2 separate regions of the Homo sapiens genome follow, and region 2 is linked to region 1. A link is a loop called in an ENCODE intact Hi-C map of the cell type or tissue named here. Cell type or tissue: natural killer cell. All regions are shown on one strand. Links, peaks and the distances in the headings refer to the core of each region. The heading gives the core; the rest is flanking DNA.

Region 1 (8,345 bases), core at 209-8,208:
CGCCAATGGCCAATGATTTAAATCAATCATATCTATATAATGAAGTCTTCATAAAACCCCTAAACAATGGAGTTTGGGGAATTTCCAGACTGACAAACACATTGACGTGCTGGGAAGATGGTGTGCCCCAGAGAGGACGTGGAAGCTCCACATCCATCCTCCCCACCCTGCCTGGCCCTATGCATTTCTTCCATTTGGCCATTCCTGAGTTATATTCTTTATAATATACCGGTAATAGCAAGTAAAACATTTTCCTGAGTTATAAGAGTTATTTTAGAGAATTATCAAGTCTATGGTGGGGGAACCTTAGAAACCCTTGAATTTGTAGTCAGTTGGGCAGAAGGGTGAGTTGCCTGAGGACCCTACTTGTTTGTGGCTGGCATCTGAACTTGGACAGTCTTACAGGACTGAACCTTTTAACTTGTGAGATCTGAAGCTAACTTAGGTAGATAGCATCAGAATTGAATTTAACTGTTGGGTACTGAGCTGCTGTTGAAAAATTGGAGAACTGGCTGTTGGTGTGGAAAAATGACACACACTTGATGTGAGAAAACACCACACAGGTCTAAATACACCAATAACATGACAGAAATTATCTGATTGTTGTATCAATTGTAGAGGGAAGAGTGTTGAAGTATCCTAATAATGTCACGACGTTGTGTATTTTTCCTTTCCTTGCTATCAGTTTTTACTTTGCATATTTTGTAACTCTGCTGTTTGCTGTATATACATTTAGGATTGCTATATCTTCTTGGCAGATTGACTCTTTTATTTTATAATATTCCTCTCTGTATCTAGTACTTATCTTTGCTCTAAAGTGTACTTTATCTGAAACTAATACAACCACACTCCTGTTTTCCTTTATTTTCATAATGTATATTTTTCATCCTTCCATAGTCTGAATGTTTCCCCCAAAATTTATATGTTGAAACTTAATTGCCAATTTGAGCCTATTAAGAGGTAGGGCCTCTAGGAGGTGATTAAGTCATGAGGGCTCTGCCCTAATGAATGGGTTTAGCGACCTTATAAAAGGGCTAGAGGGAACCAGATTTGCCCTTTTGCCCTTCCACCTTCTGCCATGTAAGCATACAGCTTTTTTCCCTTTAATTATGTGAAAATATAGCAAGATGGCCCTCACCAGACAATAAATACCAGTGCTGTGATCTTGGACTTCCCAGCCTCCAGAAATGGGAGAAATAAATTTGTGTTCTTTATAAATTACACAGTCTAGGTATTTTGTTATAGTAGCACAAACAGACTAGCACACATCCCTTTGCCTTCAACCTATGTCTGTCATTTCATCTGAAGTGAGATTCTTGTAGCAGCATCTACATGATAGATAATAAAAAGTTATTTAGTTGATTTTATTTGCATTCTTTACATAATTAATGAGTTAGAACATTTTTTCATGATTATTGGCTATTTGCATATATCTTTTTTTGAGACAGGGTCTTTCTCTGTCTCCTGGCTGGAGTGCAGTGGCACAATCATGGCTCACTGCAACCTCGACCTCCTGGGCTCAAGTGATCCTCCTGTGTCAGCCTCCTGAGCAGCTGGGATTAGAGGTGTGAGCCACTGCACCGGGCCTCTTTTTTTTCTGTGGGTCAGATAAAAATTGTTGGACCTCAATTTCCTACTTTATAATGACAAAGGAGTGTGTTTGGGTCAGTGCTTTAGAAAGTAGAGTCCCCAGACAACCGATATCATGAGGGACATGCATTCTCTAATAAAGGGACAGGTGTCATACTGAGGATGAATATTTGAAGGGACAGTCTCCAAACACATACAGATCAGAGATGCATAGACTCTTTAATAGATGTTGACAAATCAACCTGGAAAGAGGTTGTACTAAGTGACATCCCCACTAGCAATATGAGACAGGGTAGATGTCCCTGCATGCACACCTCACTGGAATCCTGAATAGTTTTTTTTATACTTTGATAACATGCCAGGTGGAAATTCTCTCACTGTAATCATATTTAACTAGATATTAAGGTAATTTTTAAATAATTCTCTAGTAAACAAATACTCTGTTAATCATCATTATCACTATTTTTCAATGCAAAAGGGTCCAGTTACATATGCAGCCTAACAGACACAATAAGCAACAAGCACATGAGCCTGCAGGTTCTCCTAGGGCTACTGCTGACATGTGAGTCCATGACAGGGTCCAAGGCCTTCCCTCTATGATTGGATGTTAGCATTATTAGTTTCTTCACTCCGCTGTGGCCTTTGTCACATGACTCTACTTGTGGAGTGTAAATGGCACTACTTCTCTGGGTAGCAGTATGGCAATACTTATCAACAGGCTACATAATTGCACACCCTTTGCTCCAACAATTTTTTAGAAGGTTATCTTCAGGATGTAGTGAAGGATATTGATAAAGATTTGGATATAAGGATTGCCATCTTTTTTTTTTTTTTTTGTTGTTGTTGTTGTTGTTGTTGTTTTTGAGACGGAGTCTCGCTCTGTTACCCAGGCTGGAGTGCAGTGGCTCACTGCAACCTCTGCCTCCCGGGTTCAAGCGATTCTCCTGCCTCAGCCTCCTAAGTAGCTGGGACTACAGGCATGTGCCACCACGCCCGGCTAATTTTTTGTATTTTTTAGTAGAGACGGGGTTTCACCGTGTTAGCCAGGATGGTCTGGATCTCCTGACCTCGTGATCCGCTGGCTTCAGCTTCCCCAAGTGCTGGGATTACAGGCGTGAGCCACCGTGCTGGCCCAGGATTGCCATCTTAATAATTATTTACCTTTCCTTCTGGGCCAGAATTTAGTTAGGGAGACCAATGGGAAGCAAAGACATCCAGGGGCAGAAGGAAACAGAGGGATATGTGGTTGTCAGTACAAACACACAGAGAGAGAGAGAGACAGAGAGGGAGAGAGAAACCCCAGCCAGATTCTATCATCACAATACTATAATTCTTCCAAGACAGTTAGCTGGGCTCAAAGTGGGCACATTCCACTTACCAGTGCAAACAGCCACATGACCATTGCCCTGAACTGCACTCTTTAGCAGTGTACAGACTCTGAAAAGATACCATTCACAGAGTGTAGATAATAGGGAATATCAGAACACTCTAAATAACATGGGCTTGTGAAAACTGATTATGTCACATCTATAGGATGGAATTTTGGAAGGCAACAAAAACAAATTTGGATGAAAACAAAGATGAGAGATGATATGTTGCCTAGCAGATTAATAACAATTCCCATTACTTCGAATGTTCAGAGAAACAGGTACTTTCATGCTGCAAAGTTAAAATATATACGAGTAATACAATGGTTTTTTTGAGACAGGGTTTTGCTCTGTTGTCCAGACTGGAGTTCAGTGGTGTGATCACAGCTCACCATAGCCTCAACCTCCCAAGCTCAAGCAATCCTACCTCCCAAGCTCAAGCAATCCTACCTCAGCCTCTTGAGTAACTAGGACTACAGGCACATGCCACCATGCCTGGCTAATTTTTTAAATTTTTGTAGAGATGGGGTCTCGCTATGTCACCCAGGCTGGTCTCCAACTCCTGGGCTCATATTATCCTCCCGAGGCAGCCTCTCAAAGTGCTGGAATTACAGGCATGAGCTACTGTGTCTGGTCAGTAATAGCATTTTGAATTCATTATGCTAATATAAAATTTTATCATTTACCAGGGTTTTGAAAGGACACTTTCAAGACTTTATTATAAAGAAACGCTTACTAAGATATTTTCATGTATATGAACAAGAACATTAAGTATGCTATTGTTCGTAATAGAAAATGTAAAATGACTATATTTCCATCGCTAGGGTACTGGAAAAATAAAATTTAAGAGCTTTATACTATCAAACACTTGGTCCTTGTAAAAAAAAAAAGTGAAATTTTGTTGCAAAGTAGTTTAAAGTGCTAGCATAGAAATGTATTTACATGGAAATATATTAGGTGCAAAAGCAGGTTGCAATGGTCACAAATAGCCTGGATCCATTTTTGTTTATATGGGTCTCAACCTATTTATCCAGATGTCCTAAAGCATAAAAATAAAAATTACTCTTTTGTTCAACCTACAAAGCATAGAAAGAGGCTTCACTTTTTGCCTGGATACCCAGGGTATGTCTACTTTTTTCCCAGACCAGAAAACTGTCTGGCTTCCTGTTCATGGATGTTCAAGCTGCAGTGCAGGCCTATGTCACGAGGGGGCACCACAGTACCACTATATACCACTATTTTCAAACTTCAAAGTGTCTGCAAGGAGCAAAAATTACAATACCTCTCTTGCGACCCAGTTTATGAATCTCAGTACAGAACATTCTAATACTCTCTGAAAAAACCGGATAGGTATAAAATAATGGTGTAAAACCATATAATGAAACACCAGGTAGCAGCAGTGCGCCTTGGTCGTGGCCGGTGGGCGAGCACAGAGCAGCAGAGGGCAGGCGGGAGGTGTCTGAGACAGGATCGGCAGTCATTGAGGGGTCTGGGCAGCTGTGTCCACCGTGTCCTGGAGAGAGGATGACTGAGAGGAGATGGGAGAAGGTCTGGGAAACCTATACAGGGGTGGGGTAATGGAGAGTGAATGCCATGCTTTCTGGGAGGGAGGGGCTCTCCTACAGTGTGGACACCTCAACCTACACTCAGGAGGGAAGAGATAAATCAGTGAATGTGATGTAGATTTGAAGTCAACAGCCATTGGAACTGCTTTAATATACATATGAATTTTCCAAACAGAATTTTTATTTTAGTAAACAGAACATTCCAAGTCATTTCTTACTCTCTGCAAACCGTACTGTACTCCTTTTCTTTAAAAAACAAGTTGCTCCGCCTGAAAAAAAAAAAGAAAAGAAAAAAAGAAATTGGACTGGGCATGGTGGCTCACGCCTGTAATCCCAGCACTTTGGGAGGCTGAGGCGGTTGGATCACGAGGTCAGGAGTTCAAAACCAGCTTGGCCAAGATGGTGAAACCCTGTCTCTACTAAAAGTACAAAAAAAATTAGCCGAGCGTGGTGGCGGGTACCCGTAATCCCAGCTACTCAGAAGGCTGAGGCAGAGAATTGCTCTGCTGAGGCAGAGGTTGCAGTAAGCCGAGATCGTGCCACTGCACTCCAGCCTGGGTGAAAGAGCGAGACCCCGTCTCAAAAAAAAAATAAAAATAAAAATAAAAAAGAAATTGGAGATGGATGTAGTCTGGTGGTCACAGCCAGGATTGCAATTCTGAAAGTCTCAGTCCAAGGGTTTCAGCAAGGAGTAGGGAGAATTGGAGTTGGGGATCTTTTTAAATATTTATTTATTTATTTATTTATTTATTTATTTATTTATTTATTTATTTATTAGAGATGAGGTCTCAGTATGTTGCCTAGGCTGGTCTAGAACTCCTGAGCTCAAGCTATCCTCCCACCTTGGCCTCCCAAAGTGCTGAGATTACAAGTGTGAGCCACTGTGCCCAGCCAGAGTTGGGGATCTTGATTTAATGGTACCAGGCCAGTTTTCTGGAATTTTTAACCAATTAGCAGCAATCTCTCTGTATTCTTCATTTTCTAGGACATCTAAACCTCAGATTGGAATCCAGCTCCAGTCTCAACTAAAGATAAAGCAACATCTGTGAGGTGGGGCAATCCAGCTACAGGAGACATAGAAATACACTCACACACAGAGTAAATTCAACTTTTTATCTATTTCATTTTCCTATGAAATTAAACACAAAGAATGCCTTTCCAAAGCAATGAATATATGTGCACATATATGCACACTACCATCTTCATCACCAAGAAGGGTTGTTGAATGAGGACCCATAAGGCCACAATAGCAGGGGAGTGGAATCTGACCATTTCTCAAGCCCTGGGCTCCCATCTCCTAAAAGGGAGGGTGCTCAGTGTCTTCTAAAAAGGGCGAGGCATAGGACCTCATTCCAATCCTGTCAGTTATGTGGAGAGGTGACTTCGGCTCTATAAACTTCTATTTGGTCATCTGTGAAATGGGACTGACCATACCATCCTTACAGAGCTGTCCTGAGAGTCAAATGAAAAAACTTTTCCAGACTCTATGGCATAGAATGGGACTTCAATGGTGAATTAAATGTTGAGAACAGCAGTAGGGACTGGCTGAGACTCAGGGCTAAGGAGGCATTCTGAAAAATTATTTTTCATTGTTTTCCCTTATGAGAATATAGACATGTAGATAAAGGAAGCAAATATCTTTCTGATATGCCTTGATTTCAACATGTTAGAGACAGAAGGTTTTCAATATTCTTGTGTGTTTCATAATCTCATAAGAACTGTTCAATATCATGCTTCTGAGTGGACCCAAATCCAGTTCCTATGCTGGAAAGACAGGTGTGTCTGTGAACTCACTTGGTTATCTCATTAATACATAGGACCCGGGAAGCACGGTGTATTGTTTGCCTAAAGGTTGCTCCTGGACTGCTCAGAATGTTAATATATTTAGGAAAATGCTGGAGCTATTCCATAGCCATCAGTGCAGGATCCTCAGAGCATGCATTATCCAGCCATATCACAACAGGATTTCAGCCATCTGTTGCTTCCCTGAGAGACAAAAATCCAAGAATTACTAGCATTTCTTCAACATACAATTAACTATTCTTACATTCACCAATTCGCTAAATATGTATTGGGCTCAGAACCCATACTATTCCATTGGAGGCATCTCATTAGCTCCCTCTTAAGTAAATATAAAAGAGTAAGAAGGGAAATTAACATGTGGGAAAATTCAAGGTTTAAGTCTGATATGAGATGGCTCCTGCTCCTGCACATTAACTTTTAAACTTGCCAAACTTTCAAGGAATTAAAGATTTTTAAAAATTCTTTGCCGCGCACTGTGGCTCACGCCTGTAATCCCAGCACTTTGGGAGGCCGAGGCGGGCGGATCACGAGGTCAGGAGATCAAGACCATCCTGGCTAACACGGTGAAACCCCGTCTCTAGTAAAAATACAAAAAATTAGCCGGGCGAGGTGGCAGGCGCCTGTAGTCCCAGCTACTCGGGAGGCTGAGGCAGGAGAATGGCGTGAACCCAAGGGGGCGGAGCCTGCAATGAGCCGAGATCGCGCCACTGCACTCCAACCTGGGCGACAGTGAGACTCCGTCTCAAAAAAAAAAAAAAAAAAAAAAAAAAATTCTTAAGTTTTTCTTATGTTCCTTTCACACACTGAAGGAGCACAGAGAATTTCACCCCAAAATATGCCTCCGTGGCATAATGAATATTTTGAATTAAAAACTCTTGGAAATCAACGGGCCTTGAAAGAGACTTTTCCCCTATCTTCCTAAAGATCAGGTGAACCCATCAAGAAGAATAATTTCTTTTCTTTCTCTTCCCTGTTATCTCATCTATTTCAGGTAAGGAGAGGAAGAATGTAACCAGGTCTGGCCCAGTCTTCTTACAGAATAATGCCCTTCTCTCAGGTTCAACTTCCAAAGAAAACCACTTACAAGTCAATCTCTGTTCCCTCCATCCATTCATTCTCCCAAGTATCCATTCATGTTTTTCCTGCTAATTATTTAATGCCCCTTAACGGAATTACCTATGCTCCCCATCTCCCCAATCCACTCTGAAAGGAGGTTATATATGTTTAGACCCCAGTGGGAAATTGGGCGATCATTCTGCCATTCCCCTCATGTACTTGGTTAAATAAATGTATGTGCCTTTTCTCTTATTAATATGACTTATTGTGACTTGATTTTTCAGCAAACCCTCCAAGGGCAAGAAGGAAGCTTCCCTTTCACCCCAATGGCATATAATATATTTTAGCCATTTTTCCCTTTATATGTATTTTTATTGGCATTATTGTACTCAGAAGCATGAAAAAATAAGATAAAGACTGATGTTGATAATGACAGGAGACAGGGATATACTGGGTAGAAGAGGGCAGTTCCCCGGCAAAGGCACCAACCTCGAGCCAGACACCTGTGGCCCTATATGAGAACACACATTCCTGTTTTTGCACCCCAAAAGTTGCCTTTTGGCCTGCCACGGCCCAGTATCCTGTACCCCTATAAATCCTGAACCCCAGGCTCCAGAATTAAATGGGCAGAGGAATGGCAGAATGGTGCAGCAGAGAAGGAGACAAGAGAAGGAGTGCCTGAATGCTCCCCTTCCCATAAAGGGTTTGCGCTGTCAGTGGCGGAACAGAGAGCCACACCTCTGTTGCACGCCCTCTGAGGGGGTCCAGGGAACTCTCCTGTGTCAATGTTTAAGGCTGGGCACAGTGGCTTACACCCGTAATCCCAGCACGTTGGGACGACGAGGCACGTGGATCGCTTGAGTTCAGGAGTTCAAGACCAGCCTGGGCAACATGGAGAAACCCATCTCTACCAAAACTACAAAAAGTTAGCCAGGCATGGTGGCATGCACCTGCATTCCCAACT
Region 2 (8,345 bases), core at 152-8,151, 1.1 Mb after region 1:
AGAAAAATGGAGACGGAAGGTCAATGCTTGTGCACTGGCAGAGCAATGGTGAGGGACTCTGGGTGAGCATGTGCCAGAAGAACAGTAGGGAAAGGCTGTGGGTGGGTGGGTATGGTGGGTATGGATCAGCATGAGCCCATATGCTGAAGCTCTACAATGGTTAATTGGGGTCTGCTGCTGAAGCAGTTATGGTGGCAGCTTCCAGGGAGTGCCCTGGTTGGTCATTCAAGGCTTCATTTCAGGTGACAATGTCCAGGCAGGGATCCCAAGACTGATTAGCAGACAGAGGGTGTTCAGATCAGATTAGCCCCATCCCATGGACAAGATAGCCCTGCTCTGTCCAGGGCTGAGTCAACGAAGGCCAAAGGCACCTAGAGAAGCATGATGAGATGTGGGGAATTGATGTCCCTTGCTGTGTTCCACTGCAGCTATTCCTGCGCCAAGGCCTTCTGGGCTCTGCACAAGCTGCAGTCCTGTCTCTGCCATCAATCCAAGCATCTCTCCCTTTCAGCTCAAATATCCATGGGGGTTGTGAGATCTCCTGCAGCTGGGATTCCAGAGGTCCATGGTGAGAATGAATCACTCCTCGCCTGTTTAACTCATCCCTCCTTGGGAGCCACTAGGGCCCAGGAACAAGTCCTGGGGCTTGGCAGCCCTGTGCAAAGTTGCCATTTTCCTCTCCCTTCATTCCAGAATCTGTGTCCTCCCTCTATCCTTTCTCAATACCTTCCTACCTTCCTCAGAATATTTTCTCAGAGTGTGCCAATCTTCTTGATGGTCTGGTCTCTAGGTGGGAGATTCTCTTTCTGGCTGCATCTAGTGGGTCATCTTGGCTTCCGCTTCCCCAACTTTCACACACATTCTGTTTTTTAGTTTTTGCTATGAACATGGCATTTATAATGATTGTAAGTATTTTTAAAATACTTAAGCACATTACTCTCAAAAGAACAATTGAATAATAATTCCTTGATTAATATCAAATGTCAGCTCACAGGAAAAATCTCAGTCTTTTTAGTAATTCCAGGTCTTGCATCCTGAAGCAGTAATTTATAAGTTCATTTGCCTAGGTCAAGTTACCTAATCTCCCATTTCTGATAATATATATAACAGGGATGATTATTGGTACTGGATAGAGTTGTTAGGATTGAATTAGCATTAAATATAAAATATCCTTATATAGTAGTTGTGTACATGTTAATAGCCTATGATTCAGGTTCTCTTTTCAAAGGGCCACAGCTCGTACTGCTTCCTGAGTCCAGTTCGACATCTCAGGAATCAGCTAGTCTTTGTAAAAGCTTCACCTCTGCTTCTTGGCCCATGGACCAGTATGCTGTCAGTGTTTTTATCCCCACCATCATCTTCATCAGCAAAAGGGTAGTGATGGCCAATGGTGGCATAATACAGCCCGGGTTCCATATCAGGAGAGTTTCCCACTATCAGTCCTTAACCTCTGGAAAGCCATCATTGAAATGGGAGGCTGCTGTACGGCCTATGCAGAGGCCAGGGTGTAGATGTTTGACTCCAAAAAATGTATGTACCTTCTGTGAGTCTAAGCTGGGTCATCTGTAAAATGAGACTATGGGTGCCATCTTCACAAACTTGCTGTAAAAAGAAAAGGAGAAAAATCTAAAAGAATGTCTCATAGATGGTAGGCTTGTTATGCTGACAGTCCACTCTGCCTCCTTTGTTTCATAAAATAGAATATTTAAAATGGCATCTGGAAATACACTAATATGAAGTAAACTTTTGTCCCATTCTATCACTTCCTTTTTTCACATGCTTTCTTGTCTCTTTATTTTCCTTCTAGTTTGACATGGGTGAAGCAATTTCTTATGAGTTTCAGAAAAAAAAAATGGTACAGAAGAGCAAAGAATAGTAATGGCTTGGGTAGATGAACAAGGGAGTCATCAAACATGTATCCAAGTTACTAAACCCCTTAACTGAGCACAGGACCTTGAATAAGTCATTTTCAAGTTTTTGGTCTCTGATCTAACACAGAAGGGCACTCAGTGTAAAAACAGTGTGCAGGGGCATGGGCTTTGGGTTACAGGGACTGGGATTTGACCCTGGTATCCATTACTTGCTGGTTGCCTGATTGACAGCAACCAATTTATCTACAATGTGCTCCATAATTGTTGTTGTATTTTATTATTTACTATTGTTATTATTCCACAAACCATCAAAAGGTGAATTGTAGGAGTGGAGATTCTACTTCCTGCCATGCATTACAATGCTCCTCAAAGCTAAGATTTTTATAACTGTTAGATAAAGTGGTTGAAATATAGATTAAAGGAAGTCTATAGGAAGCTCATAAGCAGACCCTGATATATAACATTGTTTAACATGCAATGAGTATTTCATCTCCAATTAGATGCACAGTCCAAGTATTGGGGCTTGGTTAGCTGGTAAAAGGTTCATTGAAAAACAAAGTTAGATAATAGTTTATACCTTGTCATTTAATCAGAACACTCTCTCCATGTGCTAATACTTAAAATAAAAATTAAGATAAAAGCAAAAATAAAGTAACAAAAACTAAGATACTAAGAAACATATATGGTAATATAATAGTTTTAAGAAATGATACATATAATACATGTACATTTGTGGATATGCATGCAGAGAAAAATAATGGAATAAAATGGCATAATGTGATTTCAATGATGATGGAATTGATGGATATTGATATTTTTAAACTCTGCATTTGATTCAATAGTAAACATTTATTAAATGAATATGCATTACATTTAGGATTAAAAACTGAGTCTGTAAATGCTCTGCTACTTGAGAAGTAAAAAGCATAGAGCTGTAAAATTAATCTAGGTTAAGAAAAATATTTAGTCCTCCCTAATTACGTCCCATTCTGGATAATGAGAAAATCACCATCCAGAATAAGATGATTATTATTCCCATGTACTGCTTTATCCTTTTACTCTATATGAGAGTTTCCCTACACAAAATATACCATTGTATTGCAAGTATAACAAGGGAGCCACACACAATAATCTATATTACATAAGAAATTCAGTGCTATCTCTGGGTTATGCAGTGTAATAATATTGGAGTGGAAAATGTCCTCACCCCTTTTGTGTTGATAACTTGTGCTTTTTCTGTACTCTGTTGTGGCCCTTTGTATTCACATCAGATGTGTACATAACCTGGGGCTCTGGGACCTTCTTGGAGCTTCAGGAAGAGGTTACTGTGGGTCTGTAGGGAGGGACACTGGAGCGAGAGTCAGGAGCTTTTCTTAGGCCCCAGTGCCTGAGACATCCAAGATGAGTTTCTTTTCCTGCCTTGACCTGCACCATCTCACCAATGTTCACTGAGCATCCATCACTTTTCATACTTCCAGTGGTTCAGAGGATGGAGAGTTTACAATAATGATTGCACAGGGCCCAGGTCCTTGTGGAAGTTATGGTGACATCTGTAGAACTACCTTACTATGTAAGAGGAGAAAGTCCTCACTGGAATTATTAGAGACTCCTAAAAGAGGGGCTATGCCTGGTACAATGGGCAGGACTCATTGGGGCTGGATGTGAGAGAAGACAGAGGGGGTCCAGCCTGACTGGAGTGAAGAGTGGGGGCCTCCCAAGGAAGCAGACAAGGCTCTGAGATAACTAACAGGACACTCTAGGTCTGAGGCCATCCAGGTTTGGGACCAATTGGTGAAGGACACATTTGCTTCAATGGGATGCTGCAGGTTACCTTTATACCCTGAAATTGCACAAATATCGTGAGAAGGAAAGTGCCCTGTATGCTTCTCACTGGTCCACGGGGCAGGGAAGAAACAGGGGTACTGACAATAGTAACGTAGATGACGTCAGCACACTAAACCTTCATTAAAGTGGGAAGTGGACATCAAGGGGAAGGACTTACAACTAATTGAGCCCCCACGCTGTGTGGAAATTGTACGCCTGCTTTAGTTTCTCTCTTACCCCAGGTAACCCACATCAGCCAGTGAGTTTCTGCCTTTCTCCTAGAGTCACTTTTTTAATAGTCTTTTTTCACATCTATCAGTTTTTTAAACACAGAATTAGAATCATTCTGTACATAGATTCATAAGCTCGGTTTTAAGGGAGAGATTGTACTTTTCATTCTGCATACATTTCTTTGCAGAAAAGTTTGACAATAGAGATACATTGGTGCCATCTTGTGACAGAAGCTTCAACTGCAGCTTGAACACCAATGAGCACGAAAGTGGAACCCACCCTAAAGAGCTTTCTGGAAGTCTGGGTGGAAAAGGGCATATTCCCAGTATACAGGGATACTGATGGCCATCAGACAGAAAGTATAGGCTCCTTCTAAGCTGAAGAGAAAGCTGTATGTAAGAAAGACAAATGTATCATTTTAAAAATCCTATGATACCTCTGGAGAAATAGCTAGACACCTATATAAGCAAAATTAGATTCTTCCATTTATGATCATTGTAACCTACCTTTGCCCTAATTATGACCACCTTTCCATGTAAATACATTTCTATGATAATATTTCACACTACTTTACAACAGAATTTTAATTTTTTTTTAACATTGGCCTGGCATTTCATTGTATGGATGCTTCAAAATTTATTTCACTAGTACTGTACTGAAAAAGAAAAATTAATTACTTTACCTTATTTTCTATTCCAAGTAATAGTATACTTAACAGTCTTGATTATATATATGTAGATATCTTTGTAAGCATTTTATATTAAGTTTCTGAAAGTGTTTTTTCAAAACTATACAATCTAAAAACTTCCATATTAACACATTACATTCAAAATTCTATTACTAATTTGTATTCCTAACAATGCAGCATGAAAGTGCCTGTTCTTCTACAAATTTGAAATAATATGAATTGTTGCTAATCTAATAGACAGCAAATTAGTTCTTATCATTGTTTTCATTATAATTTGTTTTTGCTGCCTGCCTGCCTAGAACTCCATCCTATGGATATCACATAATCAATTTTCACAGCCCCATGTTATTTAAAGTGTCCTGATATTCTGTATTATCAACACTATGTGGATGGCATCTTTTCAGTGTCTGTATACTGCTAAAGTTCAGGGTACATTTTACATGGATATTTACACTGGTGAATTGAATGAGCAAAGCATCTTGGGAAAATTTTAGTATTATGATAACAGAACTCGATGAATGTATGAGTATATGGGAAAGTATATGTGTGTATGAGGGTGAGTATGTCAGTGTGTTTGTGCTGACAACTACAACATTTCCTTTTGCTCCCTCTGCCCCTACATAGCTTTTGTGAACCCCTAATATCTGAGATGGTCTCAATTAATTTAGAAAGTTTATTTTACCAAGGTTCAGGATGCACACCCATGACACAGCCTCAAGAAGTCCTGAAGACATGTGCCCAAGGTGGTCAGGGCACAACTTGGTTTTATACATTTCAGCGATACATGAGACATCAATCAATATATGTAAAAAGTACATTGGTTTCATCCAGAAAGGCAGGAACAACTTGAAGCAGGTAGAGGGCTTTCAGGTCACAAGTAGGTGAGAGACAAATGGCTGCATTCTTTTGAGTTTCTGATAAGCCTTTCCAGTGAAGGCAATAAGATATTCATCTATCTCAGTGAGGAGGGGTGACTTTGAATAGAAAGGGAGGAAGGTTTGTCCTGAGCATTTCCCAGCTTGACTTTTCCTTTTAGCTTAGTAATTTGGGGGTCCTAAGATTTTCCTTTCATATTATCCCCCTTTTCTTTTTTAAAATCTTTTGGAGAAAGCATTTTAGGAGAAAATGGGTCCCTGGTCTCAGGTTTCATCTGAACTTTTGTGGCTAGGACAGTTTATTCCTGGATGGGTATGTCCTGAAAACTCATTTTAGGAGGTTGTGAATTCTCATGTTCTACGAAGAGAAAATAGGGGGAGGAAGGGAGAACAACAACAACAAACAAAAGGATGATCCTGGAAAATTGATACAGGTCACATTACTCTGAAGACCATCCATTAGTAGGCAGTTATGAAAGTGGCTTTTATATGTAAACAGGTTACTATTATTTTCTTCTGAAGTTTAAGTTGCCTAGCTTCAGTTCTCAGGGATTTAAGAAAGCATAGCTTTGTTTTTTGTGATTTCAAATTAGGAAAAAATGGGGAAAAAGGAAAAATAGAAGAAGCATTGGAAAATATTATTTTGGAGACTTGTAGCCAGGAAAAAATAGAGTAAAAACTATAGTTTTTGAAACATATTTTTTCTCTCCAGTTATCCATTTTTACTAATGACAAATCATGGTAGGAACAATTTGTTTTATTATGCTTGTCCGCATTATTTGTATAAAGTACAGCAAAAATAATTATTTTTTACATAAACTTTTTAAAATTGCCTTTGATGGAACTTTGTTCCATAGACGGAATCTCATATAAGACTTTTTTAAAGCAGAGCTCAGCCATGAATTTGTACCATCAAATACTTATGAGTTAGGTGAATTTCCTCTCCTCTTGAGGTTCCAAGATAAATCTGGGGCTCCTGGGTCTGTCAGAAAATGACGTTCTTTACTTACCACAGGTCAGAAATCCTGTACAGGGACTGTGTAAAGTATGAGGCCAGTTTTTCCAAGGGCTTTTATTGACTCCATAAGTCAAGTTTGATTCCTTAAAGGAAAGCCCACCATTCCAATCAAAGCCTTGGTAAAATAACCAGTTTCTCCAATAGTGTCCTGTTACAAATGAAAACAGATTCTTATTGCACTTATGCAAATAACTGTATTGTCATAAGTTAAGAATACTCATAAATAATTTCCAAATTGTGGAGAAATCAGGTAGAAAGAAACAAATATGCTCCAAATTTTGTGCATAGGAGTATACTAAATTGTTAAAAGCTGTCAATAGCTCAAAAGAAAAGTTACAAGACTGAAAAAGCATAACAAAGGATCAACAACGTTTTAAGCAAAAAGTCAAAAAGATTAGTTCAGTCTGTGCAGTTAATTCCTGTTCTGCTGCTATTCATGAGCATTTTAGCTCTCCATGAGTTCTGAAAGTTTTTCCTCTATTCTGGTGTCACAGTCTCCAAAGTTATCAGAAACATGAATTCAAGAGCACCTGTTAGAGTTTTATAGCTGATAATAAAACCACCTTCTAAAGAGGACCCAAACAACACAACAATTGTCCATGGATGACAAAAAGTTTCAGGGCCAACATAGTCAAATACACAATTGACAAGGAAATTTGTGACCTCTGTGGCACACAGTAATTTTAACATAACAATTTTGATTATTACTGATAATGTACACTAAGCTATATCAGAATGACAGGAGTTTCCCATAATTTTCAAACACATACCAATAACATATTTACACAAATACAGCCCAAAGAAAACCAAACACCATTTTATATTTGACAATGTTTCCTGTATAATTTTTGTACCAAATAAGCCAAATTATGTCACTTGTGGACTTTGAGGAACCTAATATCTTAAAGGATTAATTAGCTCAGAAAGACATAATTTATAATTTGATTTCAGAAAGCTTGTCAAATATCAAAGGTTTAAAACACTTGATATCACAAAATACAATCACAGATCACTGTAAAATAAGTCATTCATTCAACCAAAGTGATAACTCAAGAATTTCAAAAAGGGCAAAAACCTTCATTCTTTGAGAAAGGAGACTTAATTTTCCAAAAAATAAGCCCTAATAAAAACAGCACAAAGCCAGTTAAATTTGTTTTTCAAAATTTTATAAGCAATCTATAAAATTTTAATCTTGACCATAAAATATAACTTCCATAAGCCTTTTATAACCTTTATAACCTTTAATAGGGAGCCAGTTAATGCTTCAAGAAAACCTTGTTAATATGACACAGGGGCCCATATGCTGGTCTTGTATCAGCATGCCTTTGAAATTAATGATTAATTTATAGAGAAACTGAACTTATTTTATCTTTCAAAATTGATCCTCACAATCTCATGTGCCCACTTCTTTTGAGATAGTCCCTGATGTGCCCACTTCTTCTGAGATAGTCCCTGGGCCTTGGGGAGTTAAACAGCTTTAATTTCTGGCCCTGTGTCTCAGGAATACAGTTTATTTTGATTGGCATCTTCTTCAGGGCCAGGAGATGGGGATTTAATTGCTGTCAGTGTTTAAGATTTAGCAGGACTTGGTGTCCTTTTTAGATTCAGGAGTCAAAACCCTGTAACTCAATGTCACAAGGACTTTAAAAGTATATACAGGAAGATACATGATGTAATAACCTTAATTAAAATAAAATTTAAATCTGTTTTTTCCTAAGCAAAACAAACTTTATAATATTAGCATAGTAATTATTTCAACAAAACATACAATCTTTTAGGCCAGTTATCGCAAGGCAAAAGAATATTCTCTTGGAAGAAAATATGCCTTTCTGAAGTGC

Evidence for each region. Peaks named below come from ENCODE experiments on the same cell type or tissue, not always from the same donor. Only the 100,000 strongest peaks of a DNase experiment are listed, where the experiment ranks them.
Region 2: it touches region 1 in a loop (9-fold over the local background); 3 of 110 quality-filtered maps call a loop at or near these places.

Annotation. Positions count from the first base shown.
Region 1 is chrX:103,172,383-103,180,727 of GRCh38, reverse strand. No RefSeq gene overlaps it. Among named protein-coding and RNA genes, the nearest start is that of BEX4, 39 kb to the left of the region's middle. In natural killer cell, for the core only: a CTCF peak has its summit at 4,163 (motif pointing right); a DNase peak (open chromatin) is centred at 4,157.
Region 2 is chrX:102,063,978-102,072,322 of GRCh38, reverse strand. No RefSeq gene overlaps it. Among named protein-coding and RNA genes, the nearest start is that of TCEAL2, 58 kb to the left of the region's middle. In natural killer cell, for the core only: no CTCF peak of the experiment used is centred there; a DNase peak (open chromatin) is centred at 4,152.